Linked DNA regions of Homo sapiens: region 2 is linked to region 1. A link is a loop called in an ENCODE intact Hi-C map of the cell type or tissue named here. Cell type or tissue: IMR-90. All regions are shown on one strand. Each heading gives the region's core, and the rest is flanking DNA. Links, peaks and the distances in the headings are about the cores only. Region 1 overlaps LOC105376208 (a long non-coding RNA gene). Region 2 overlaps LOC105376214 (a long non-coding RNA gene).

Region 1 (12,794 bases), core at 2,240-10,239:
ACAGATGTGTCTTACTTACGTGGGTACATGTGGATACATATGCACATTACAGGATGTTTAAAGTCCTTCAATATTGATTTGTGTATAAAATCTCTCCAAGGAAGGCAAACAATGGGCAAAACTGGGCTTACCCAGAGTTCAGTATCAAAATTGCAGATGACGGTTGTCAATTTTTCTACAGAGAGCTAGAAGCATTGGAGTCCATGACATAAGACATAGCATCTGTGAAAACAGGGACTGGCCTATGGGTGGATCTCTTAAAAATGTTGATGCTTTCTATTTCTATGAGGAAATCTGCTGTGAGACACTTATTTCATTCTGTGAATGTCAAAATTAGGTGACCTGTTAAGCTCCTTTCTGCTCTGGCAGAGACTTAAGTTTTAAATTAAACTTAAGTGTCGAAGGGCTAAGTGACCCATCCAAGGTTGTACAGAGAGTTATTAGAATCCTGAGATAGCAAGGTCTAGTGGAAAAACATTCAAAGTGGGTTAGTTTGTCTTTGTTTTGCCATCACACAGAAATCCACATATGGGGGCCCTAATGATAAATCAGTTAACTATTCAGATATAAGATTATTTTTCAACTCAATAATATAAAAGTTGTTTTTGGCCAGGCACATTGGCTTACACCTCTAATCCCAGCACTTTGGGAGGCCGAGGCAGGTGTATCACTTGAGGCCTGGAGTTCCAGACCAGCCTGGCCAACATGGTGAAACTCCATCTCTACTATAAATACAAAAATTAGCTGGGTGTGGCAGCACACACCTGTAATCCCAGCTACTTGGGAGTCTGAGGCAGGAGAATCACTTGAACCCGGGAGGCAGAGGTGCAGTGAGCTGAGATTGTGCCACTGCACTCCAGCCTGGGCTACAGAGTCAGACTTTGTCTCAAAAAAAAAAAATTGTTTTTAAGAATTACTTAATTGACTTTATTTATGAAAAGACAAAACAGATTTCCCTGAGTGTAAGTCTTGTGCTGGTCCGTGCTCAGTCTAAGTTGGTGAGAATATTGATGTGTTCAGACAGAATGGGTTTGGAAAGAACAGGTATTCATGGAGGACTCCTCCAGGTTAATTCCTAATTACATCAAAGAGTGTTGTTTTCACCTGTAGCCAGTCAATCATGAAAGAAGGATTTCTATAGAACCAGATAGGGCTAAACATGATCTAGAATTTGGCCATAGGATTCAACAGAAATCTCAACTTACCATCCAGAACTTTTCATGAGTAGCCATAGTGTGTTTTTCAGCTTCATTTTTCTACAATTGAGTCAGGCTAAGCAGGGAAGGTGCTTGATAATCATACCTACCCTCAGGCGCCCATTCCAAGCACATCATAGCAACAGGATGGCCTGTCCTTTGATCAAAATCTGAAAATTTTTTCTGGATTGTTTCATTTCATTTATATCATATATATCAGTCAAGGTTCTCCAGAGAAAGAAGACCAATAGTATCTAACTATCCATCTATTTATCTATTAATCTATCTATCCACTCCTCCATCTATGTGTGTATGTATATACACACATGTATATATACATATATGTATATATGCATGTATGTGTGTATTTGTATGTGTATACACACGTACATATCTCATTTGCCTCATTGAATTGTGAGGCTAGCAGGTCTGAAATCCATAGGCTAGGCTGGCAGACTGGAAACTCAGCCAAGAATTGATGCTGCAGTCTTGAGTCAGAATTTTGTCTTCTCCAGGAAAATTCAAGTTTTGCTCTTAACGCCTTCAACTGATTAAATGAGGCCCAGTTCTTTCCTTTACTTAAGGACAAGTGATTTCCTTTACCTCTTCAAAATACCTTCACAGCAACGTCTAGATTAGTGTTTGCTTAAATAACTGAGCTGACACAAAAAACTAACCATCATGCCAAGTTTCTGCCATTTTTCAAAATCTGTGATTCGACTGGATTTAAGAAAATTTAGTCACACGAGGACAGTACTTTTTTCAGCTGCCATAAGCTCAATACATCTACCCAAATCAGTCACGCTCTTGTTTTTTTCCTTGTAATATTGAGTTTAGTGTGCCCGGATGTCTTGTCACATCAATTAGGAAGCAAAAATGTATGAGTCATGGAGCATGCGGCAGAGTGAATTTTCAAGTCCCCTGAACAGGTTTTTATGACCCAGCCATCTGATTGCCCTAAAATAAACCCAACTGCCATGTTCCGCCTCACCTTTTCCCAAATGCCCCATGGCCTGGAGATGACTCAGGGCCCAAGAATGAAGAAAATAATCAGAATCTCAATCACTTCCTCTATCACATCTTCAGTGAGCCTGACTTACAAAACAGAAACTCTCCAGAAGAATAAGGCAGTGAAAGCTGAACCCAGCTACCTTCTTCTTGGATATGAACAAATAATTATAATATTCTTTCCCTTTCATGGAAGGAGCCCATCTGTGTCAAGGGAACTCAATTTTTCTGCATTTAGCTTGCATGTCTCAGATGCCATGTTGGCAGGTGGACAGCCCTGTTATTTGTTGTGTGCTAGCTAATTGTACAAGATCCTCAAACGCAAAATGAAAAAGACAGTTTGGGCACAGTGGCTCACGCCTGCAATCCCAGCACTTTGGGAGGCCGAGGCAGACAGATCACCTGAGGTCAGGAGTTTGAGACCAGCCTGACCAACATGGAGAAACCCCGTCTCTACTAAAAATACAAAATTAGCCGGGTGTGGTGGCGCATGCCTGTAATCCCAGCTACTGGGGAGGCTGAGGCAGGGGAACTGCTAGAACCTGGGAGGGAAAGGTTGCAGTGAGCTGAGATCATGCCATTGCACTCCAGCCTGGGCAACAAGAGTGAAACTCCGTCTCAAAAAAAAGAAAAAGAAAAGAAAACAAAAGAAAAAGACAGAAAACAGCTAGTTCTAAGGAGAATATGGAGCAACCATCAAACACGGTTGAGAAGCATATAAACCAAGTACAACAATTTTGAAAACCTGTGTATATATACACACACACACCGTAGGAGAGGAATTGCTAGGGAATAAAGTACTTATAACTTTGTAAGTAATGTGTGTGTGTGTGTGTGTGTGTACACATACCCTAGAAGACCTATATATATGTGTGTGTGTATATGTATATGAGACCTATAAGACTGGGGAGGTGTGTGTGTGTATATATATATATAGGTGTACATAGGTATGTATATAGTTGGACACACACCTATATGCATACCTATATACATAGTATTAGTCTGTTCTCCTGCTGCTAATAAAGACATACCTGAGACGGGGTAATTTATAAAGGAAAGAGGTTTAATTGACTCACAGTTCAGCATGGCTGGGGAAGCCTCAGGAAACTTACAATCATGATGGAAGGGGAAGCAAACATGTCCTTCTTCACATGGTGGCAGCAAGGAGAAGTGCCAAGCAAAAGGCGGAAAAGGCCCTTATAAAATCATCAGATCTCATGAGAACTAACTCACTATCACAAGAACAGCAGCATGGGGGTAACTACTCTCATAATTCAATTACCTCCCACTAGGTCCCTCCCATGACACATGGGGATGATGGGAAATATAATTCAAGATGAGATTTGGGTGGGAACACAGCCAAACTATATCATACACCTATATACACACACATACACACCACCCCCAGGAGAGGAATTGCTGGGGAATAAAGTGTTTAAAACCTTGTAAGTAATGTGTATGTGTGTGTGTGTATGTGTGTGTGTGTGTATATATATATATGTATATATATATATATATACACAGACAGAGAGAGAGAGAAAAAAGTCATGGCAAAAACCACAATTACTTTTACACCAACCTAATATATATGAGACCTATAACACTGTGGGGTGTGTGTGTGTATATATAGATATAGATATAGATATAGATATAGATATAGATACAGATATAGATGGATATAGGTATGTATATAGGTGGACACACAGCTATATACATATCTACACACACACACACCCCCATCTCTCTCTCTCCATGTATATATATGGAGACACATGTATATATCAAACAGAAATGCACACACACTGAAATGTTCATAGCGATGTTATTCATAATAGCCAAAAGCTGGAAACAACTCAAATGTCTATCAATAATAGAATGGATAAATTAATATAGTCACACATTGGACTACAATGATGAGAATGAGAATCTGCAGCTACATGCAACATTAGGGAAGAATTTTATAAAATAATATTGAGCCAAAGAAGCCAGGCTCACAAAAAAAGAAGATATTGTATGATTCCATTGATAGAAGCCATAAAAACAGGCAGAACCAATCTATGGTAGAGGAAGTTGACACATGGTTACCATTGAAGGGAGCATAATAACTGGAAAGGGTCAACTGGGGGCTTCTGCGCTGGTGGATTATATTTACTTTTCTTATCACTGCCTAATAAATTACCCCCAAAACTTAGGGGCTTAAAACAACAATCATTTCATTATATCTCATGATTTTGTGGGTCAGAAGTTTGGTCAGGGCTCAGGTGGGTGATTCTTTTGCTCCATGTGGTTTTGACAGGGGTCACTCAGTGGTCTTTAGCTGGCAAATGGGCTGCTTTGCAGGGTCCAAGAAAACTCTCCTAACAAATTTCCTGCTTTGTCAGGGATCACCAGAAGTCTGGGTTCCACTGGAACTGTCAACAGGAGTGCCTATATGTGGCCTCTCCAACATGGCAGTCTCAGAGTAGCTGGACCTCTTATGTAGTATTTCAGAGCTCCTGGAGAGGGTTTCCAAGAGACCCAGGGAGAAGCTGCAAGGTTTTTTATGATCTAGCCCTAGCAACATTTCCGCTTCATTCTATGGTCAAAGAAGTCATTAAAGCCAGTCCAAATTCAAGGGGAAAAGAGGAAGAATTCCACTTCTCCAGGAAAAGGACATTAATATACTTGGAGGAAATGAACTGATGGCAGTCATCTTGGAGACAGGTGACCAGAGGGAATGTTCTGCTTTTTGATTTGGGTGTTAATTATAGGCTCTATTCAGGTTGTGAACATTTATCAACCTGTATACTTCTAGGTGCCCTTTTCTATGTGTATATAATTTTAATAAAATATTGCAATCTAAACAGACTTACCAAGCAGAATAACCTTTGGAACAGACAGGTCCCATTTGGACAGGTCCCATCTCTGTGGCTGGATGGATACTCCTGCTTCACTGGAGTCACATGGCCCCTCAGCATTTCTGTGACCTTGGGTTACATAGGTGTGAAGGTCAGGCCTCTTGCTCTGTTAGGGTCTCCGTTTCAATGACAAAAGAAAACATTTATTTGGATTACTGTGAGGAAGAATGAGACAAATGAAGAGAAAACTTCTGGCATATCCTAGATGCTCAGTAAATGAGCTTCATTTCATTTCAAGCCCTGAGTGCTGCCTCAGACCCTTGACTCCTAGGCTGCCAAGGAAATTAGCAGCTAGGACTTTCTAGAAGTCTTGCCAGGAGTCCAGAGAGAGCTTGTCTTCCAGCCCCCCTTGCTCACCTTGTGAGCAGAGACAGGGGTACATTCTCAGGCACCTGTGCCCTGCAGGGAGGGCCTGGGTCAGAAGCCGATGAAAATAACTTTGCAGCTGCCAGGACTAGTCCAAAGTCCCCAAGCGCAGTGACAAGTGAATCACCTCAACGAACGCTTAGTCACTGCAAGGTACTTTCCACACAGACACATGGAGATGGTTACCAAAGAAATGTCTGCTGGCTGCTCTCACATCAGCTCAAAGAAAATGTTGTTGTAACCTTTACTTTGGAGGGGGAAAAAATAGCATCACTTTCCCTTTTCCTTTCCTTTTCTTTTTTGGAGAGAGATTCATTGGCAACATTGTTGAAGTGGTTGTTTTTATTTACCCTGGAGAAAGTTTCCAGATAGCTCTGAATCCAGAGCTTTGTATATGTAGCAGTCCCTTCAAGTCTTAAGCTCTTAGTGTCTAAGTGTGTAAACAACCCCCTTAGAGGAGACTGTCACGGACCATCCAGATCACAGGGCCTCCCATGAAGCTCCCTGATGGCAAGCAGAGTCCTCCAAGCTTTTAAAAGTCAGAGATGGGAGGTCCAAATCCCTCTGCCCTGTATTATCAGTATAGCCTCAGGGCAAAGGGTTCCAACTTCCTGAGCCCCCTACTTCTTTATTAATAACAATGAAGCTTCATTATGTGTACCCACAAGGTGGTTGTGAGAATTAGATGAGGTGGTGTGCAGAAGCATCCCCAACAATGCTTGGCATTCTCATAGTAGTTGATTAGTTAAAGTAAGTTAATCTCTCCTTCTCTCTCCTGATTCTTCCTTTGTTATTTCTCTTGCTGCCTTTCTCTTTTTAAACTCCCTCTCTTCCTTCTCTTTTCTTCCTTGCCAAACTTAATCAACCCTCATTCTCTCCTATTCTCTCCTTTCCTCTCTGCTGTCTGCGTGTTTTTTTTTCCTTCCTTTTTTGCCTTGTTTTCAAGCCTCACCCCCCCCCCCCCCGCCTCCACACACACACACACACACACACTCACAGCCATCTCTCTGGCTGGTACAGCTTTGGCATAAAGCTATTGAAAGCCAGCCAAATTCTGGTTAAAAACACTGCAATTCTTGGCCAGACTTTCTCTCCTTACAAATGAGGGTGATGTTTCAGGCATGGGAAGTCTTCCCATCCATTTAGGCCCCAGGGAAAAAAATAGCAACGCCTCAGTGTGTGGCCTTAGGTGGACAGCGAAGTGGGGCTCTGGGTATTGACAGAAATAAATCTGGTGTTTCTGAAAATTGTGAAACATGCGCAGTGAATGTGTCATCCCAGCAAAAGTGAGTCAGCTCCTAGGCCGGGGCCCAAATCTGGCCGCATTTGCTTTCTAAATAGAAAGTGTATTCCTGGCCAGCCCAACTTAGCAAATCAGCGGTCAATGAGAGTGGAAAGACAGGCAGAAAAAGAGACATGCAAATGTATACTTTGCAAGAAGGTTACTGGAAAAATCAAATTCTCTCTCTGTGATTTTAAAAAAAATCATTCATTTTCTTCTTTTCTTTCTATCCTGATATCTGCATCAAACTTTCCTTTTCATCATTATTTTACCCCTTCTGGAGTGGCCTTCAAAACTAGGAACACAGCAAAGTTGCAACAAAGCAGCCTGGAGTAATTGGGTGCTGTAAACTTTGGGGTGAGACTGACCTGAGTTCAAATTCTGACCCCACCTTCAACAAGTTCTGTGTGTGTTGTGTTGTGTTGTGTTGTGTGTGCATGTGTATGTGTGTGTGTGTGTGTGTGTGTGTCCTTGGGAAAATTTCTAACCTCTCTGAAGATTTAGTATCACTTTAACCAAATGGGAGAAATCCAGTGGAGGGTAAAGTAGGTAACATCAGCAGTGCCTAGTTTATGGCAGGTGTTTGTCATCTCTGAGTCACCTTTCTCTTTTTTAGGAAGGGAAGTATGAGGAACTCTGATGCCTCTTCACTCCCTAGTTCTCTGTCCACATGGGGTTATCTCTTTTAGAGGGTGTGAGCACCCAGAATATGGGAGCAGCAGCTTTGCCTCTTCCACTCCAGACATAGAATTTGGAGAAAAGAAGCAACACCAGGCTCAGGGCCTTCTGCGCCAGCATCATGGACAGGCAGGGCTCCCCTGCATCCCTGGCAAGCCCAGATGCTAGAATCATGTGGCCTCCACTCTGCCAGAGGAAGTGATGCAACTGCCCATTGGCTTTGGGTCAGCGTAGAAGAAAGTGTCCTGTTACAGCGTGGGCGTGGCTGGCTTCAGGGCTCCAGTCTGGTGCCCTGTTCCAAACCCACAGCAGAGGGGCAAGCAGGAGATCCTGCCTTTGTGCATAGACTGCCTGCTGTTTACCCAGCTTTGTGTACCACTATCCGGGCCCTAAAAAGGGCCCAGCCAAGCAAGTCATCTCTGGCCCTTGGCCTCTCCCTTCTCTCTGCTCCAGCTCACAAATTGCCCTCACTACAAACACCTGTTTCCTTTCTCCCAGACCCTGTGGGGTCGAGCTAGTCTATTGACCTCATATGCATGGCAGGGATATAATTGAACTCAATTATAGTAACTACATCCATTAAAAACCTATGTAATGTTCATTAAGCCGCCTAGGTAATATGCAATTAATGGCATTACCATATGAATTGTGCATTGGGTCAATAATATGCAGATTATATGTAATGTTCAGTGTATGTATTAATTACAGCACATGCTGGAAAAGCACAGCACTCCAAGCTTGCAGGTCTGTCCCAGTTAGAAACCCTTTTGATCTCATACAAATCCTATTATAGAAGAGCCTTTTCATTAATTGGAACATTTGCTTTTTGGCTCTTTACACAAAGATGACTATTGGAGAGAAAGGACTCTGAAGAGCTGGTTAGCGCTAGAGTTGGGTAAACTTGAGAAGCCTGTATTGGAGCTACTGCTGGAGAAGAGCCATGACCTTCAGGGCAGAATTCAGGCTTCAGAGTTCTGACCTAGCCTTTGCCTGTAATTTTTCTGCCAATCACTGCCATCTCCAATGGGATGTCCGTCATCTGGGAAATGGACATAATAGGCCTTGATGATGCCTACGTCACCAGTACATTACATAGATTCTCTCACGAGGGAGACTAACATCCTTTGGAAAGGCAGAGTGGTAAAGGCATTAAGCATCATTTCCATGAAGCTCCCAATGGAAAATTTCTTCACTAAAAAAAAAGAACCTGCTCCAGTCCTCCCAGCCTGACCTTCATGTGGGTAGGTTTGTCCAATAATGCTCAACCTTAATGAGAGAGCACCAGTGATGTCCACCCTTTAAGTGGGGTTCTCTCATAGTTTCTCTTCAGAGTATATTACTGGCATTGCCAGGGTCCTGGAGTTACCATCTCTGTTTTAAAGAATTTGGAAACAGAGGCCCTGGTGAACGAAGAGAGTTGCCCAAGTTCATGTCAGAGAGTGTCCTTGACATGAAGGAGATGACAGAGGATGGACAGAGAGATGTGCATCTCAAGTCCTTGTAACTGGCTTCTGACTCTGCACCCAGCCTTCACCTCCTCAGCTGACACGAACAAATTTCTGAACACTCACACCCATCTCGTTCTTCTTCCTGTTGTTGACTATCAGGAAAGCCCTGGTCATCTGACCTCCAAACCATCTGGCAGTCCACACTCTGCTCTCCGTATAACATTCATTTGAGCATTTGGTGAATGCCAACTCGAGACCAGGCACTGTGCTACACATGGGCTAAAAACATGAGGAACTTATGGCCCTGCTTTCAAAGAGCTCAGTGACAGTCTTGGTTCAGGCCTTGACCCCCTGTTCCTGAAATATGGATGGCCTAATGGGTCCTTTTCCTTGAATTTTACCTTTTTCCAATCCAACCTTCTTATAGCCACTGGAATGGGCTTTTTAAATCCAAAGCTGGCCTGCTTAAATCTTTTCAGGAACCCTCAATGCTTACAAAATAAAGTTGAAGCCCTTCACTTGGCATTCAAGGCCCATCAGGATGTGCCTTTGTTTCTTTGGTTTCCTCTTCTCTACCATCACCATATGCAGCAAGAACACTGGATTTCCCACCCGTAAATCCTTCCCATACCTGTAGTGTGAGTTGCGGCTCCTTATATTAAGAAGTGGAACATATTTCTCTGCCCCTTGAATCTCAGTAGGCCATGAAACTGTCTTTGGCCAATGGGACCATTAGCAAATGTGAAGCAAGCAAAAGCTTGAAAGCTCTTTCTTTCTGCAAGCCCCTCCAGCCACTATGTTTACTAACCTTAGCTAGACTCCTTGAGGATAAGGCCCATGTGGAAAGAGATCTCAGCTGACCCCAAACATGTGGGTAACACCATCCACAACTTCCAGCAACAACTAAGCTCACTTAGACCATGAGAATCACTCACTCAACCCAAAAAATCATTCTAAAAAATGATAAATATTGGTTAAGTCACTAAGCTTTGAGTTGGTTTGTTATACAGCAAAAGCTAACTTACACAAACTCACAATGTGCATGCTGTTTTGTGCTACTCTGCTCTACCCCATACTGTTCCCTTCAATTGGTGTGCAGTTCATCCTCCTCCTGTGCCTGAACACATTTCTGTTCTGCTCACTGAATGACAGGCAGAGAAAGGGAGAGAAATCCCCATAGAAAGAAGAGCATACAGCCAAGTTTGCGTTGGCTGTGCATTCTGCTCTCAATATTCTTAGCCTGTCTTAACAATCATTCTTCTGGGTGGGCATACATGCTTTTCTTTCTCATGAAAAACTGGGCATCTCAGAGCACGGACTAAAACCCACTACCAAGGCTGTGCCTGCATCTGACTCATCACCCTCAAAGCCCTCCTCATCCTCCTTTCTCATTCCCTCATTTTCCTCACTAGCCTGGGAGAGCACTTTGCCCAGCATGGTGCTTGGCTCATCATTAAGCTTCCTGAAAGGACCCACATCATCATCACTTCCTCCATGAAGGCTTCAACAACATCCCAGGCTAAGTTGCTCTGTGTTTCCACCCAGTGCTCCCACATCCTGTTTTGCTTATGGCTGGCACCTTGTAAGGAAAATCTGTTTACCTATCCATCTTCCACAACTCTCCATTCCCAGCACACAAACACTGTCAGTCACCAGCAGGCCTTCTCTATCTTTGTGTCTCCATGCAGTAGAATCAAAGAAAGAATTGGTTGGATTAATTCATCCATCACCAAGGGCACACAAGGGAGCCACGGAGAATTAGAAACAAGCAGCTTCGAGTCAGACAGCTCTGAATGTAACCCCTTTTTTTACATTTTCAGGTAGAAAATCACTTAAACCTTTAGATTTTCAATCACCTCATGTGTGAGTGATGTCAATCAAGGAAAGTGACTGAGACAAGTCTCAGTCATTTTAGGGGTTTATTTGCCTAAGTTAAGGATACCCAGGCTGGGCGCGGTGGCTCATGCCTGTAATCCCAGCACTTTGGGAGGCTGAGGCGGGCGGATCACCTGAGATCAGGAGTTCCAAGCCAGCCAGGTCAACATGGTGAAACCCCGTTTCTACTAAAACTATAAAAATTAGCCAGGCATGGTGGTGGACGCCTGTAATCCCAACTACTTGGGAGGCTGAGGCAGGAGAATCACTGGAACCAGGGAGGTGGAGATTGCAGTGAGCCAAGATCATGCCACTGCACTCCAGCCTGGGCGACAGAGGAAGGCTCCGTCTCCAAAAGAAAAAAAAAAGATACTCAAGAGATAGGTCTATGCCTTTCTCCAAAGATGATTTTGAGGTCTTCAATATTTAAAGAAGAAAGGGTGGGAAATTGAGAAATACACAATTTTCATGTGAGAGGCAGGGAGGGGAAAACAGTCATTCATGCCTTAGTCTGGCTCAGTGAATCTGCATTTTTATGTAAGATAACCTAGGCAATAGGGCAGAGGAAACAATCAGATATGCACTGGTTTCAGGTGGGTAGAGGGATGACTTATAGTTCTATCCTGTGTTGCCACACCTGTGAAGATAAACTATCTATTTATTAATAAATTGCCGTGTTGAGCTTTAACAGAAATGCTTTAGGGTAAAGATCTTGGGGCCCACCGGGAATTTCCTTGTAGCTTTTCATCTTTATGTAGCTTTTCATCTTTGTATCCATCTTATTTAGGAACAAAACTTGGAGGCAGGTTTGCATGACCCAGTTCCCAGCTTAACTTTTGCCTTCGGCTTGGTGAGTTTGGGGTGCCAAGATTTATTTTCCTTTCACGGTGAGCACTATCTAAAAGATCATTGACCGTTGAACAACATAGGTGTTAGGGGCACCAGTCAAAAATCTGTATAATTTTTGACTCCCCAAAAACGTAACTACTAATAGCCCACTGTTGACCAGAAGCCTTACCAATAACATAAACAGCCAATTAAAACATATTTTGTATTTTATATGTATTAAATACGATATTCTTGCGGTAAAATAAGCAAGAGAAAAGAAAACATTATTAAGAAAATCATAAGGAAAACAAAATATATTGACTATTGACTGAGTGGAAGTGGAGCATCTTACAGGTCTTCATCCTTATTGTCTTCACATTGAGTAGGCTGAGAAGGGAGGAGGAAGAGGAGGGGTTAGTCTTGCTGTCTCTTGGTGGCAGAGACAGAAGAAAATTCACATACAAGTGTGGGCAGAGGGATGTGCGCAGCTCGAACCCATGTGGTTCAAAGGTCAACTGTAATCCTTTCCTCATGAGATGGTTTTGAGGAGTCATGAGATGGTTTTGAAGACTCATGAAAGATTATAAGTAAAACTCCACACTCAAAAGCTGGCACATGGGAGAGATTCAAGCCAAGTTCTGGACATCTTCTCCCTTCTCTCCAACTACCCACAAGTTCTCCTGCCCACTTTAATTTTTGGCTCCACCCCTGGCTGTTTCCCTGGATTACAGAGATGTCTTTCCCACACCACATGGGTGTCCTGAGCTGGGAAGAAATGGAGCATCCCCTCTGCTCAGCACCCTCTTGGAGCCTGAAGTTTATACACTTTATCTTAGCTTCCTTCTCCTTTATGAAGAGAAATAAGATGAGGCCTGCTGGTGTGGTTTATGAACTGTAACTCGGGATGCAAATTTTCACTGTTACCTTTCCGAGATGAAACAAAGGCTTTCAGCTGTCACCTCTCCTCTCCTGACCTCACTCTCCTGGAGTCTATAGTTGCAGATGGCAAAAGTCTCTGGCCTGGTTTGGTATTAGAAATGGTGTTGAAAGAGGAGGGCTACTCCATCCTCATTCATTCATCCCATTCATTCATTCTCTCTCACACACACACTCTTTGATTCATTCATTCATTTATGTGTTCTCTACATATGCATGGAGCATGCGTTTTCTGTGCCAGGCTCTGTGCTGGGATCAGAATGAAGAAGCAAATATGACT
Region 2 (12,794 bases), core at 3,174-11,173, 410 kb before region 1:
TGTTTTCAAAGGTCTCTCACTTGGGTACAGTGCTTCTCAAACTTGAAGAATCAGTTTTTATTTTTTTAATTTCCAGTGTGTTACATACTGATGTTTTTGTAAATCACAATAGAAATGAATTACTAGAAAAGGAAAATTTAAAAAAACATACATAATATAAACCCAAATGTTTTGTTATTTGATGATTATGAAAATAATTGCTCTGTCAATAGCTATAAATGTTTATGTACTTTCAATATCTGTTCCTATCTCATAATGGATCGGTGTATTAGTCCATTTTCACTCTGCTGATAAAGACATACCCGAGACTGGGCAATTTACAAAAGAAAGAGATTCATTGGCCTAACAGTTCCACATGGCTAGAGAGGCCTCACAGTCATGGCATAAGGCAAGGAGGAGCGAGTCACATCTTATGTGGATGGCAGCAGGCAAAGTGGGAGCTTGTGCGGGGAACTCCCCTTTTGAAAACCATCAGATCTCGTGAGATCCATTCACTATCACAAGAACAGTGCAGGAAAGACCCGCCCCATAATTCAATCACCTCCCACTGGGTTCCTCCCATGAAAGGTGGGAATTGTGGGAGTTACAATTCAAGATGAGATTTGGGTGGGGACACATCCAAAGCATATCAATCGGTAACATTTTACAGACAGCACCATCCATAAATTACATATTGAGGGGCACTAACCTAAAGGAGCAGGCACATGTTGAATTTTGAAGAACAAACAAGAGTTAGCATTGTTAATTTAGAATGCCTGGGCCTCTGTTGTTTCCATGTCTTTTCTTGAGGAACCAGAACCTAGATCACATGAGAAATTCCATGGGCATTAAAATGTGGCTGACAATAATTGATGCGGTGGTAGAATTAGAATAGGTTATGAAGCTAGGCAGGATCTAGAACTAAATTCCAAAAGCTGTGTGTCCTAGGTGGATGACCTTGAGCAATTCAGTTCCTGTCTCCAAACTCTATTATAATATCATCTTCCTAAAAAAATGAGGCTAGAAGGTCCTATTTTGCAGGGATATTGTTAAGATTGAATGTCACCATGTATGTAGATCACTTAGCAGAGTGCCCAGTTCATCGTAGCCACTCAACCAATAAATAGGAGTTCCTTCTCTTTATCTTTGGCAGAGCTTTGACAGCCTTCAAAAGTTGCCAGAAGAATACCAGACCACAGCAGTCTGAAAATGCATCCCTTCTTAATTACCATTTGGTTTGGAACGAGACTGACTCATCTGTAGCCCTGGCAGCAGCAGGTCCTGGTTGGGATGGAGGTGATGCTGGGTCACTGGACATGCCTGGAACTCTGCCTCTTCCTGCCTCACTCTGGATTGCTGCTTCATTGGGTCATTTGGACTCAACAAAGCAAAAATGCTGTGAACGTGCCATTTTACTTAAGAAGCTTGACTTTGAGAGAGCCAAAGAAGGGATGCCTACAAAGAAATATTCAGTGTTTCCCATTACCTTGGCTTTACTTCAAAAGAATCACACATTCTACCCAAGGCTAGCACTATCTGTGAAATCCTGATATCCCTGATATTAAACCATGAGAAATAAGCCATATTTCCTATCCTTCAGACACTCCTTTTGGCAGGACATTTTTGGACATGGTGCATGGTAGATGTTTGGTTTTGGGATCTGGATTTAACTTCTAAATCCATAACACCAGCTGTGTGACCTTGAAGGAATCATGTAAAATGGGTTAATGCTCTAATTCCAGTTTTTAAAAGAAATAAATAGGACTATGAATGTGAGACGGTTATACAATCATCCCTCTCTCTCCATTTTATTTTTTCAAGTGCTAAAGAGCAAATGGGTTTGAGGCACAACCAAATGTTTTGGAGTCCATGGCTGAATGAACAGAGTGTCAGGGCCATTCTGCTTCCCATTCAGAATACCAGGATTACCTCTGGGCAGGTGGATTATAAACTTTTACTGTTTAGAGGGCATACATCAAAGCCTAGTTTGACTGCTTGCACACTTCATAGTTTTTAATCCTGAAATGTGAGCACAACTCATGAGTTTTGTGCGGCTGAACAAGGAAATAATTTGTTCATCATTCTTTAAGGGGCTCTGAACTTGCACCGATAACAAGGAGCTTGTGTTTATCTGGAATCTTTCTCTAAAAAATTTATAGTTTAGCACAGGCCTGGACGGTGAGTGATGGGGACCACATGGCCCTAGGAATGCAGCTGACTGCATGCACACTACGTGGAGGGTGTGTTGCTCCTGTTTCTTCTTAGAGAGTCAGACTGACCTTTAAGGATGTCTTCAGGAGAAGCCATTTGTCAGCCAGGCTCCTAGAGGGTGGGCACTGAAGCAGAGTGCACGCAGTAGTTCTAGCTTTTGGCCAGTGCTCCTTAGAGCTCAGTATTGTGTCTTTACCCTGGTGCCACCCCTCACTAGCAATTCATGCCTTTCACATGGCAGTGATATCACTACCTGCTCTGCTATTGTGTCCTGTTATTGATGTTCAAATACTTTTGGTTCCTTGGTGAAAACCTTGACAATCTGGTCAAGCTGCCTTAGGTTGCCTTGTGCAACATTCCTTCCACTTTAACCTTGGCCTTAGAAAGCTTTCCACTCCAGAGCTGTTCTCACAAGCAGCTCTCCAACTTGATTTACCCATGCCTGGTGTCACTTGTTCAGGTGGAATAGGTATTGAGCTGTTGGGATTGAACCTACAGCACCTCTCTTGAAATTAAATTAATTATAGGATAAAGCATAACCATGTTTTGAGTTCTCCTCTATTTATATTGTTGATTGATTTTTAACTGTTTAAGGAGACAGTTCTCTGAAAACATGCTGTCTTAAATAGATGGGAGAGAGCTAACTTTTCATTTTCTGTGATAAGAGAAGAACAGAGGCATAGGTAACCTAGAAAAGCATACAACCCTTTAATCCTTGATATTTATATCTTGATCTCTATCATGATAATGGTACAACCAGTAGAATGTGTGCCACTGGAAAGATGCAAAGTAGATCATGTGAGATGCAGGGCTTTTTAACCGTTGTTAAGGATCTGTAGGCAAATTTCCCCCAATAATTTATGCAATATTTAATCCCCTAGGAACCCAGGGCAACTGAACAAACAACTGAAACTAAAATCCTTCTGTAGAAAAGTCGGCTTTGTGCTTGGAGAGCTGCATGGTTCAGGGGAAAGAGAATGGACTTTGGACTTTAACCTTTTTCCATGTAGTAGAACAAAAGAAAAGCAAAGTCCATTTTTAAGGAACTGTAGCTATTTATATACTTAAGCTGAGTTTGCCTTGGAAAAAATATTGCTGTTTTGTTGTGAAAACATTTTGATTAGGCTATTGGTTATTCAAATAAGACCTTGGACCTAGAATGAAGAGGAGGTGTTAAGACAAAGGGAAGATAGGTTGCTCTGCATAAAAAGTTAAAAGGATCCTTTTCAAAAAGAGAGATTGTTTGGTTGTTAACTGTGTTTTACATCCTCTGGAAGTAGAGAATCCAGAAACTTGGAGTTTGGGGCTTTAAGAGATAGAGTGAGGAGAAGAGTGAGGAGGAGGAACTCAGATGCGACAGGAGTGGCCCTGGCATCATGGCGGCAGCGGAGTGGCAGGGGAGGCAGGGAAGGCGCAGAGGCAGGGCTGTGGCTCAGATACGGCCCCACACCACTGCTGCAATCCCCGCTACACTTCTCCATCATCACCCCAGCTTACATAATGCTGGGAGAGGAAGGAAAAAAAAGGAGGAAAACATCTTGAGCTAGCTGAGCTTCTATCTTGAATTGGTCAAGTTTACATAAAGAAGCAACTAAATTTGCTATGAATTTGATTAAATTTTATGAAATTAAAGTTGCAGCTTCACTCCTGGTTGACTCAAGTGACTTTAACATTCATACCTATACTCATGGCATCTGCTGAGTTTTCATCTAACTTTTGTTATTTCTCTGGTCCTTTTGTTTCCCGAGTTTCCACACTAGGATGGCTATCTGCATGCATGGCTCCTTGTGTTCCCCCTGTTCCAATGCAAACTTAGCCGCTTCCACATCGGTTTACTTTTCTCTTCTTGTGCTCCATGAGGGCAGAAACTCTGGAGAGCGCTTCCACAGTTGTATCCCTAGCCCTTAGCAGAGTACTCACTATAGAGTAGGTGCGAAATAACTCTTGTTGAATGAATGCCTGATAGAAAAAGAAGAAAGTGACCAGGAGAGGAGGAGAAGTCAGAATGAGAGCAAAGAAAGGGATGGTCAACAGGTCCTTGGGATGAAAGAGGCTACTGGTTGGGTCAACACACAACTGAGGGCAGAGGAGCTGGTAGCAGGGCTGCAGGGTGTGAGGACAAGAAAGTTCAAGGTGGGCCAGAGAGGGCAAAAAGGAGTTGCTCCAATTCCACATCAAGCCCCCAGTGAGTTGAGGAATGGTTGATTCCCTGGGATCGACTACCAGCCTGGTAAAAGGTTATCAGGTGGGGAAGGGGGATGGAGCAGATGGTGTCGGGACAAGGTGTTCAGAGTTTTGCAAACTCTCACTGGAGAACAGATGTGATCCCAATTTTAGGATCAGTGCTATTCACCTGAGCATCTGTGATCATTTTCTTATCATTTCAAGCTCTCCTTTAGAATGCTCTGCCAGCATGAGAAGCCAGAGCTCAGGGAAGACCAAAAGCCTCTGCCACAAATTCTAAAACACCACCTGGATGATATTATTCCCTCTTTCACACCTTCCATGGCTTCCTCTTGCCTTCCAGATTTATGTTAAGGAAATAGGACTTGTTTAAGGCTTACCACACAGTAGCTATGAGGAGTGTTTGATGCCTTTCCCATAGAATAAATCTTCTTGGATGGATCAGCTTCTCCCTTCCTTGGAGATTCTGTTAGGAAAGAGGAATGAGAATAGAAGCACTAGGAATGAAATCCCAGTGGATGGAAGACTATGGGATACTATTGCTGGGCAGAGACGTCAATAGACTGTGTGATTACAAAAGGAAGAAAGAGAATTGGCCTTTCTCTTGGCAGCAGGCTTTCCTCTTCTCTGTGTTCTCCCTCATGAATCTCTCCATGTCTGGAGCCTTCACATTGCTGTCTATCTTATTATTGGTTAATAAATATGGAAATAATCCTCAGTAATACTGAATAAATGATTGCCACTCTTTGCACATATTCTATTACATTCTTTTTTTTTTTTATTAACTTAGGCTGGAGTGCAGTGGCAGGATCTCACCTCACTGCAACCTCCGCCTCCCGGGTTCAAGCGATTCTCCTGCCTCAGCCTCCCGAGTAGCTGGGACTACAGGCGCCCACCACCACGCCCAGCTAATTTTTTGTATTTTTAGTAGAGGCAGGGTTTCACCGTGTTAGCCAGGATGGTCTCGATCTCCTGACCTTGTGATCCGCCCACCTCAGCCTCCCGAAATGCTGGGATTACTGGCATGAGCCACCGCACCCAGCCCTCTATTACATTCTTTCAGTTTCTTAATACTTATGTCCTTCTACCTGTATTCAAGGTTTCGGTCAATGTGCATCATGTTCAAGGTGTGTGTGTGAGAGGTGATATCCAGAAGGTTTGGTGAGGAGATTCATTCATGTGAGAGTCTGGAGGGGAGTGGCTGTAGAGTGCCTGGTGGGAGAATCACGTTAAAACGGCTCCCTTCTGCTGCAGGGCTTGGGTGAGAGAGGTGTCAGTGGTGTCTATTAAGCAGTTGCTGACCAAAATGCCTGGCAGCATTTGGACTAGGCTTTGAAGTGGGGGTAGAGTTATCTGCCAATCAGAGAAAGAGATGTCAAAGATGATGGTTTTTCAGATGGAGAACTAGAGGCAGCAGAGAGAAACAATTCTGTGATGGTAATATAAAAATGTGAACCAAATGGGGGAAAAAAAGAACAAAAGTGTGAGTAAAAGCATGAGAGAACTTTGCCTTCATATTTCCAAATAAGCTTTACTCATGCCATGGGGCTTAGAGAAATCCCCATCAAAGTCAGATGTGTGCCATGACACCAGGTGGGTGGTCTCCTTGCACAGAGACATCACGCCCACACACCAGCACAAGGGAAGGGCTGAGCATGGCTCCCAGAGATGCCAGTAGATTGTGCTGAGTCACCCATATTTGCTCTGAAACTGCTTTCCTAAAAGTAATGTTGGGCAGGATGGCTCCCTGTGCCACTGCCTACAGGATAAGCCCAGGCTGTTTAGCTTAGCCGGGTGTCCTGCTGATTTCACCGCTTGCGTTCCTGAAAACCTCACCCGCCCCCATGCATGCTGCAATCTTTTACCATAGGAATGTTGGTGGGCACCCAAACACACTATCCTCTTGTCCACCTTCATTACTGTGTACATAGCATTTCCTTTACCCAGGTTTCTTTTCCCCTTTTATAAGCTTGCCAAACTCCTATTCATGCTTCAAAACTCAGCTCAAATGGGTTTTTTCTTTCAGTAGCTTTCTCTGAAAGATCAGTCCCTTTCCACCAACCAAAAGCAGAATTAAGTATTTTATCCTCTGTTTGCTTTGTTACTTTGAGAATAATCCTACGATAGCAGTAAAATAACATGTACTTATTTATGTTCTCTTTCAAATGTGGCTTTCAAGAGCATTTTCTTATTCAATAAATATTTATTATCTACTATACATCTGGCATTACTCGGGACAAGGACTATATATATATATTTATCACCAATATTGCTCATTCCAAACTCAATATTTCCAGAAGCTAGAACAAATCAGTTCTCTGGGAGTATAGGATGAATGAATGAATGAATTAAATCATTTCCCCTAGGCCCTTAAAACTGCTACACCAAACCTGGTTTGATATAACATAAAAACTTGGATGAGCCCCCGGGGAAGATGCTGACAGTGTTTTCTGGGATGCTCTGGCTGCCTATAATTTGGTGTAAGTCAGAGAGTCTATACAGTTGTCCAGAGAAGAACTCTCTCTGATGGTCAGTGGGTCTTTTCTATTCTGAAACCATGTATTCCTGTGGTTCCAGAAGCTGAAATAAAGCAGTTGTATCATGAGTCACCACTCCCTCAGCAGACCATGAATGAGCTGCTTGGCACAAGCTCCACCAGTGGGAAGCCTGACCACTGAGACTGGCCTTGCTGCCCATCTGTGTCCTGTTGGAAACCTTGGACCAAGGCTGCAGCAATTTGGGAATTTTTAAAAAGTACTCTCCACCGATTTCAAAGACAACTTTCAAAATGGGGTTTGAGGAATAAATAGGCAGCCATATAATCACACTCTCTTCTTCTTTGGGAGAGACGTAATAAGCTCTTATTTTGATTTAACGATGGGTAGCTTGGTCCATGTGTTTCCCAGGCCCTTGGCTATAATTAGGATGTTTCTTTAAGGGGTGACTGTGAGTCAATATCACTGATTTCTTCTAACCAGCACACCTGAATGTAGGTATCAAAATGATGGGCGGCTCCCTGGAGATGGTCTTTTTCTGGACAGCGTGTAATAAGAAGAGCACTTCACTGGGAGTCAGGATACTGGGCATCAGTTTTCACTTCCACCATTTACTACATGATGACGTTGGGCAAATCACCCATCTCATTTGTGAAAAATGAGATAATGTTTACTTTGTAGGAATGTTTTAAGGCTCAAATAAGGCAATAGGTAGAAAGTTTTTGACACACAGGAGAAAGTTAATAAATGTTAATTTCTTCTGTTTCTTAGGAAAACTTGTGTTCCTTCTAGTAATGCCGTCTTTGGAGTTCCTCCTTGAAATTGACTACCCGTGAAGTGAGGATATCATAGCTCTCACTTATTGATGATCTGGGGCACTTCTATCTATCCCTGGGCTTTGCTGGGAACTGCTAGTGATTTATTCTGTACTTTGCTGTCATGGTCGGTCTTGGGGCTTACATCTTCAAGGACAGGAAGGCATTTGTCTGGCCAGGGGCTGCGTTCCAACTGTTGAAGCCCTTGCCTGCCTCTGACTAAATACCGATTCAATCCAATTCAGCCAAGTCTGACACCATTGTCAAGGTTTTCAAGGTGCCTAATGAATGGTATGCCCTCCCCTGTCTCCATTTTGAAGAATTCAAAAAAACAGACAAATGTGTCAGTGGCTGGAGAACCAAAATACCACTTTTGGTACAGATAAAGCTATTTTGAGGTGGTAGTTTCATGTAAGTGCCAAAATGGAATGTAACTCCCTAGCTCTGAGTCTGAACTTTGCCCACCTGAGGGCAACTTTGTGTTTGCACAGCAGATATGCTTGCCCAAGTTATTGTCTCCTTCCCACGAGTCCTGGTGGCCATGAAGAGAGAAAGAGATCTATTCTGACACTAAAGATATTTGAGAAAATTAGCTCCATTTAACTGAGATCAATGGCTGTAGTCCACCAAAAAGGTAACATGCCCCAGCACCATTAGGTGGAGTGAGGGGTGGGGCAAGGACCAAGAATGCTCTTGGGGACCTCACCCAAGAGGAGCTGGATGTGTCAGCCTTGTCCTTGTCCCCTATGACTGTCAGAATCCTGATGTAGCAGCTTTCACTCCCAACCTGCACCCTTTACAGACAGGCAATGCACATTCTGAAGCTCTTTCTGTCTTGGTATTGCCAGCTTAGCACTTTCTTATACCTGGTTTCCTCTTCCTCGTCCAGATCATATTGGTGGTTCAGTCTGGTTCTTAGTGGGGCTTTCAAACATTTCTTGGCTTTACACTTTTGCAGATGTACTGTTCCCAGTCCATCCCTTCTTACAGCCAAGGACTCCAGTGCCGTTTCTGGTCCAGAAGAGTTCAGTGTCTCAGCTGGCTGATTTCCCACCAAGACTGAGGAGCTGAGACAACAATAGAGACTTTGAGAGTCACCTGGTCCCACACAGTGCCTGCTGAGAGCCCTGGGTCAGAAAGAGAGGGAAACCTTTCCCAGACTGCACAGTCCAGCCTGTAATGCTATGCTGTGCTTCCTCCTGGGGAGCTTCTGTGAAGGCTGCCCTTGGGCAGATGATTTTGTCCCTGTTTGAAACAGAAAATAAAAAAGGTCACAAGTCCCCGGGGTGACTAAATGCTGAGCCAACTAATTTCTTCAGTTATTCAAAATTGTTATTTTCCAGGAAGGGGAGTCAGCGATTAGGAAGACAAAACTGACACTTTATATAATGATGTCAAAACAAAACCATGCATTTTACATTATTGAAGTGTCAGCATGCGATTTTGCTCTTTATGTTATTTTCCCTGAACTCCAATTCAGGCAGGTAGCAGGTTGTAATTAATTTCACTTTTCTTGAAGTTTTTCAATATGGCAAATAGAAGCCTCTAGAAGACCACAAGGGTTTTTTTGTTTGTTTTTTGTATATATATATTTTTCTTTTTTTGTTTTGTGTTTTGCTAAATCCTTAACTGAAAGCATTATACTAAATGTCCTCAATGGAAGGAAGAGTTGGAAAATGTGAGCAGGGAGTGGAGAGGGTATCTCAGAGATGGAGAAGGGCTATAAGTCCAATGATTAGCCCAGGCTTATGCCCTGCTCTGTTTTGCTTTCTAGGAAAATGACCAAACCTGGGAGGGATTGGCTGCTTTGTGTGTATAGAAGGTAGGATTCCGGGCATGGATGGCAGGGAAGCAGCTGAGCTTTAGGGACATGCTTTAGGCTTAGACAGTGAAGATGTTCATGATGACCCTGGTGGACTAAAAATTAAAGAGCCCTCCTCTTTGGGGGATTTTGATGTGGCTTTGTGGGGAAAGGGGACAACCCCTTGTGACTGAGATTGGGCATTTTGCCATCCTGGTAGAATGATAGCTTGGGGTCACATTTAATTTTATTTCAAGAGAAGGCAAAAAATATGATATTTCTGGGATACCTGGAGATGCAAATTGAGATTCACACTTTGACATATAAAATAAGTTGAGTCTTTAAAGATGGCTGCTTGTAGATGAATCTTCAATGGGACTATTAAATACAGTTTTAACCTTAAAAAGTAAGTTTGATATTTAGCTCTTTCTTCAGAACAATTCTTACATAACACATCAGTATACAATACAGATGAAAATGGGGGTGTCTTGAATGGATTTGCTGGAACCCAGGATCCTTCTATTTGGCGTTTCCCTCATAGTGACTGACCCCTAAGTGCCATCTATGAAGTCCTAGGGCTCTAAGAATCAGTTTGGAGCCACCACCCCCCCGACCCCGCCACCACCCCAGGTCACAGACTTTCTTTGATAAGTGGGTGGCTGAGATATCAAGTAACTATTAGCTTTCGGGTCATGCCAAAATTCCTTAGCACTTTACTTAAGGTCCTTCTTAATGTGACCCCTTCCCTCCCAGCCCCATCCCTTGCCACTTGCATTCATTCTTGCATTCTGAGGGATTACTCCGGTGTCCACCTCTCAGCCTGGTGCAGAGTAGGTTCTAAGTAAATGTCAAATAAGCAATGTAATGCATACTGTATGAGGAAAGCCATCTTGCAGCCCAAATGATGCAGGGAAATAGAATAAAATTTGTGGCATTACAGAGAAAATAGAATACATTAACCTTTACTTTTATTTTTTTCTCTTTTAGTTTGAAGCGACTTCTATACAGTTCTACCTACAGTAGGGTTAATGCATGGAAGCTACTTGCATCTTTCACTACACCTCTTGTAACCTCACTGGGGATGCGTATACACACATTGTGTTTGAAACCAGTTGGGAAATAGAGAAGTCAGAGAGATGGAGATCAAAATCATTTTCTCTTACTAGTAATGTTGGGTGAGAGAATGTAGCTTGAACAGGCTTTCTTCTACTTTTCCCTACATCTAGACTTTGGAATGAGCTGCCCTAGTACAGTAAACAGGGTTAGTTAACAAGACAGCTTAGCCTCAAGGAAGCATGGCCCCTCACACCTGAAAGGCCTCTGAATAAGAACAGAGAGATGTTGGTCTCCAGAACTGACTCAGGGCTCTGATCCAGGTGTGCTTCCACTGGGAGGCAGATGCAAAGCAATAAACACACACATACACCCCCCCCCCACCCCCCGAAAAGAGACAGAAAAGCCGAAACTGCTCAGAGAAATCTTTTCTACTTTCTGAGGATGGGTTGGGTGTTGGAGATACAGAATCAAGGGTAGAGGGACTACTTCCTAATGTTTGTGAATGGATGGTAGTTCCCAGTTTATAAAATAGGGTAGAAAATTAAGGAAGAGGAAGTCTCTAAGAGTCATTTTCACTACATTAAACCCAGTTGCATTCCTAAAAGGCCGTTACATGGATCTTCATGTCAATCATTTTGAATTGTGGTTTTTGTGTTTGTTGACTGGGACAGACCCTCAGCTCATTTCTGGCAGAGTGACTACACTGGGTGGGTACTGCACAATGGCTGAATTCTGAAAAAATGAAAGGAAACCAACCCAAAAGTTATGAGGACTGTGTTTACAAATGTATGATAAATGTGTGCATTCAATGCCCTAAAAGAATTTGGCATTAGCCCTAGTGTACACAATTTAGCCCTAGCATACACCAAACATGTTATGTATAAGTATAAATTAAGAACTGTGAACAGATGGGCAGAGACAAAACACAGCAATATAAGTGAAGAGATACAGGGCCAAACAGGCTGTTAGGTCTACGAGAAGCATGAACACAGTTAAACATCAACATATAAAATTAATCATCCATTTCAACTCCTCTTTAAGTGAGGTCCTTAATTCTGGCAGTTTTCAAGAGGAGAGACCAATAAAGACTGAAGTCTGAGACCTGGATGGAGAGTGTATATATATACACACACACACACACACACACACACACACACACACACAGACACACACACACACACGTATATATATAATTATATATATATATATACACACACACACATATATATAATTTTATATATATATATATATATATGGAATCTGGATTAGGCAGGATCCCATAGGGAATAAGACACGGGGTGTTAGAGACAGTTCACAGGGAGAAAAATCGTGTGCTGGCCAGACCTTTTGGTTGCAAGCAAGAGTATCTAACTCACTTGGGGAGGAAAAAAGATAATTTTTATAATTGGTAGAAACTTGCAGAGGTAGTTTTGGAGCATAGGCAAGATTCAAAGAACATCTGGAAGCCAGGCAGCAATAGGTCCTTAGACCAGTACCACACATCTTACTTATCAAGAGTAAGTAAGCACTGCTGCTGGACACCACTGCAGCTGGTGACACTTGGTTTCCACTGCTGTTAGACATTGCTTTGGACTGTCCATCATTGCAGCCACTACGGGGCACTGACATTGGACACCATGGCTGCTGCATGCTACCACAGTCAGTTCCAACTTTGCTTCTTTTTTGGCACCTCTTGCTTCTGATTCTAATCTCCTAGGTGGAATGTGTCCTTGGCTCAATCTAGATTATCTGCATGCACCCTTGCTACCAAGGAAGGGAGAGGAGAGTACCTTTCATTTACTACCAAGAAAATGCACGATGGGAAATTCTTCCCTTGGCCCCTGCCCACAGACCCCAGTTGTCAGAAGAGCTGAATGATGGACAGCTGAAATATATTCACTGTAAAACTAGTAGATACATCAATCATTTGTCTTGAAAAGATTTAGCATTCAAATGCCAAAATTAAATAACACCTGAAAGTATTAAGTGCCACAAAACCAACAAAAATATTTCTTCAAGTCTCAAATAAACTGGTATTTATTTAGTTTTATGATGATATTTTTGAAAATAGAAATTGTTATGTGTCTTCTTATATTGATAAATTATAAACTACCTAGCCCATGCTTCCTCTCTTAGTATTTCTTCTCCCCCTTCTCTATCTATTCACCCTTGCAATTTCAAACATATGTACATTATATAAATAGGTGCTGTTCAGTGAAAATTACTTGGAAAAAATCAGAATGGAGCAATGGA

The links. A loop is a pair of places that touch in the nucleus more often than their neighbours do. Peaks named below come from ENCODE experiments on the same cell type or tissue, not always from the same donor. Only the 100,000 strongest peaks of a DNase experiment are listed, where the experiment ranks them.
Region 2: it touches region 1 in a loop (2.1-fold over the local background); 2 of 110 quality-filtered maps call a loop at or near these places.

Annotation. Positions count from the first base shown.
Region 1 is chr9:107,744,814-107,757,607 of GRCh38, reverse strand. It overlaps LOC105376208 (a long non-coding RNA gene), which reads right to left. Exons shown (of 7, transcript XR_930229.2): 2 at 5,057-5,217. Among named protein-coding and RNA genes, the nearest start is that of KLF4, 260 kb to the right of the region's middle. RefSeq lists enhancers at 2,046-2,340, 1,479-2,678, 5,588-5,687, 5,729-6,456. In IMR-90, for the core only: no CTCF peak of the experiment used is centred there; DNase peaks (open chromatin) are centred at 5,627, 6,727 and 7,637; H3K27ac peaks cover 2,662 bases.
Region 2 is chr9:108,157,086-108,169,879 of GRCh38, reverse strand. The region is part of intron 4 of LOC105376214 (a long non-coding RNA gene); the gene reads left to right. Among named protein-coding and RNA genes, the nearest start is that of KLF4, 670 kb to the right of the region's middle. In IMR-90, for the core only: no CTCF peak of the experiment used is centred there; a DNase peak (open chromatin) is centred at 6,999; H3K27me3 peaks cover 455 bases.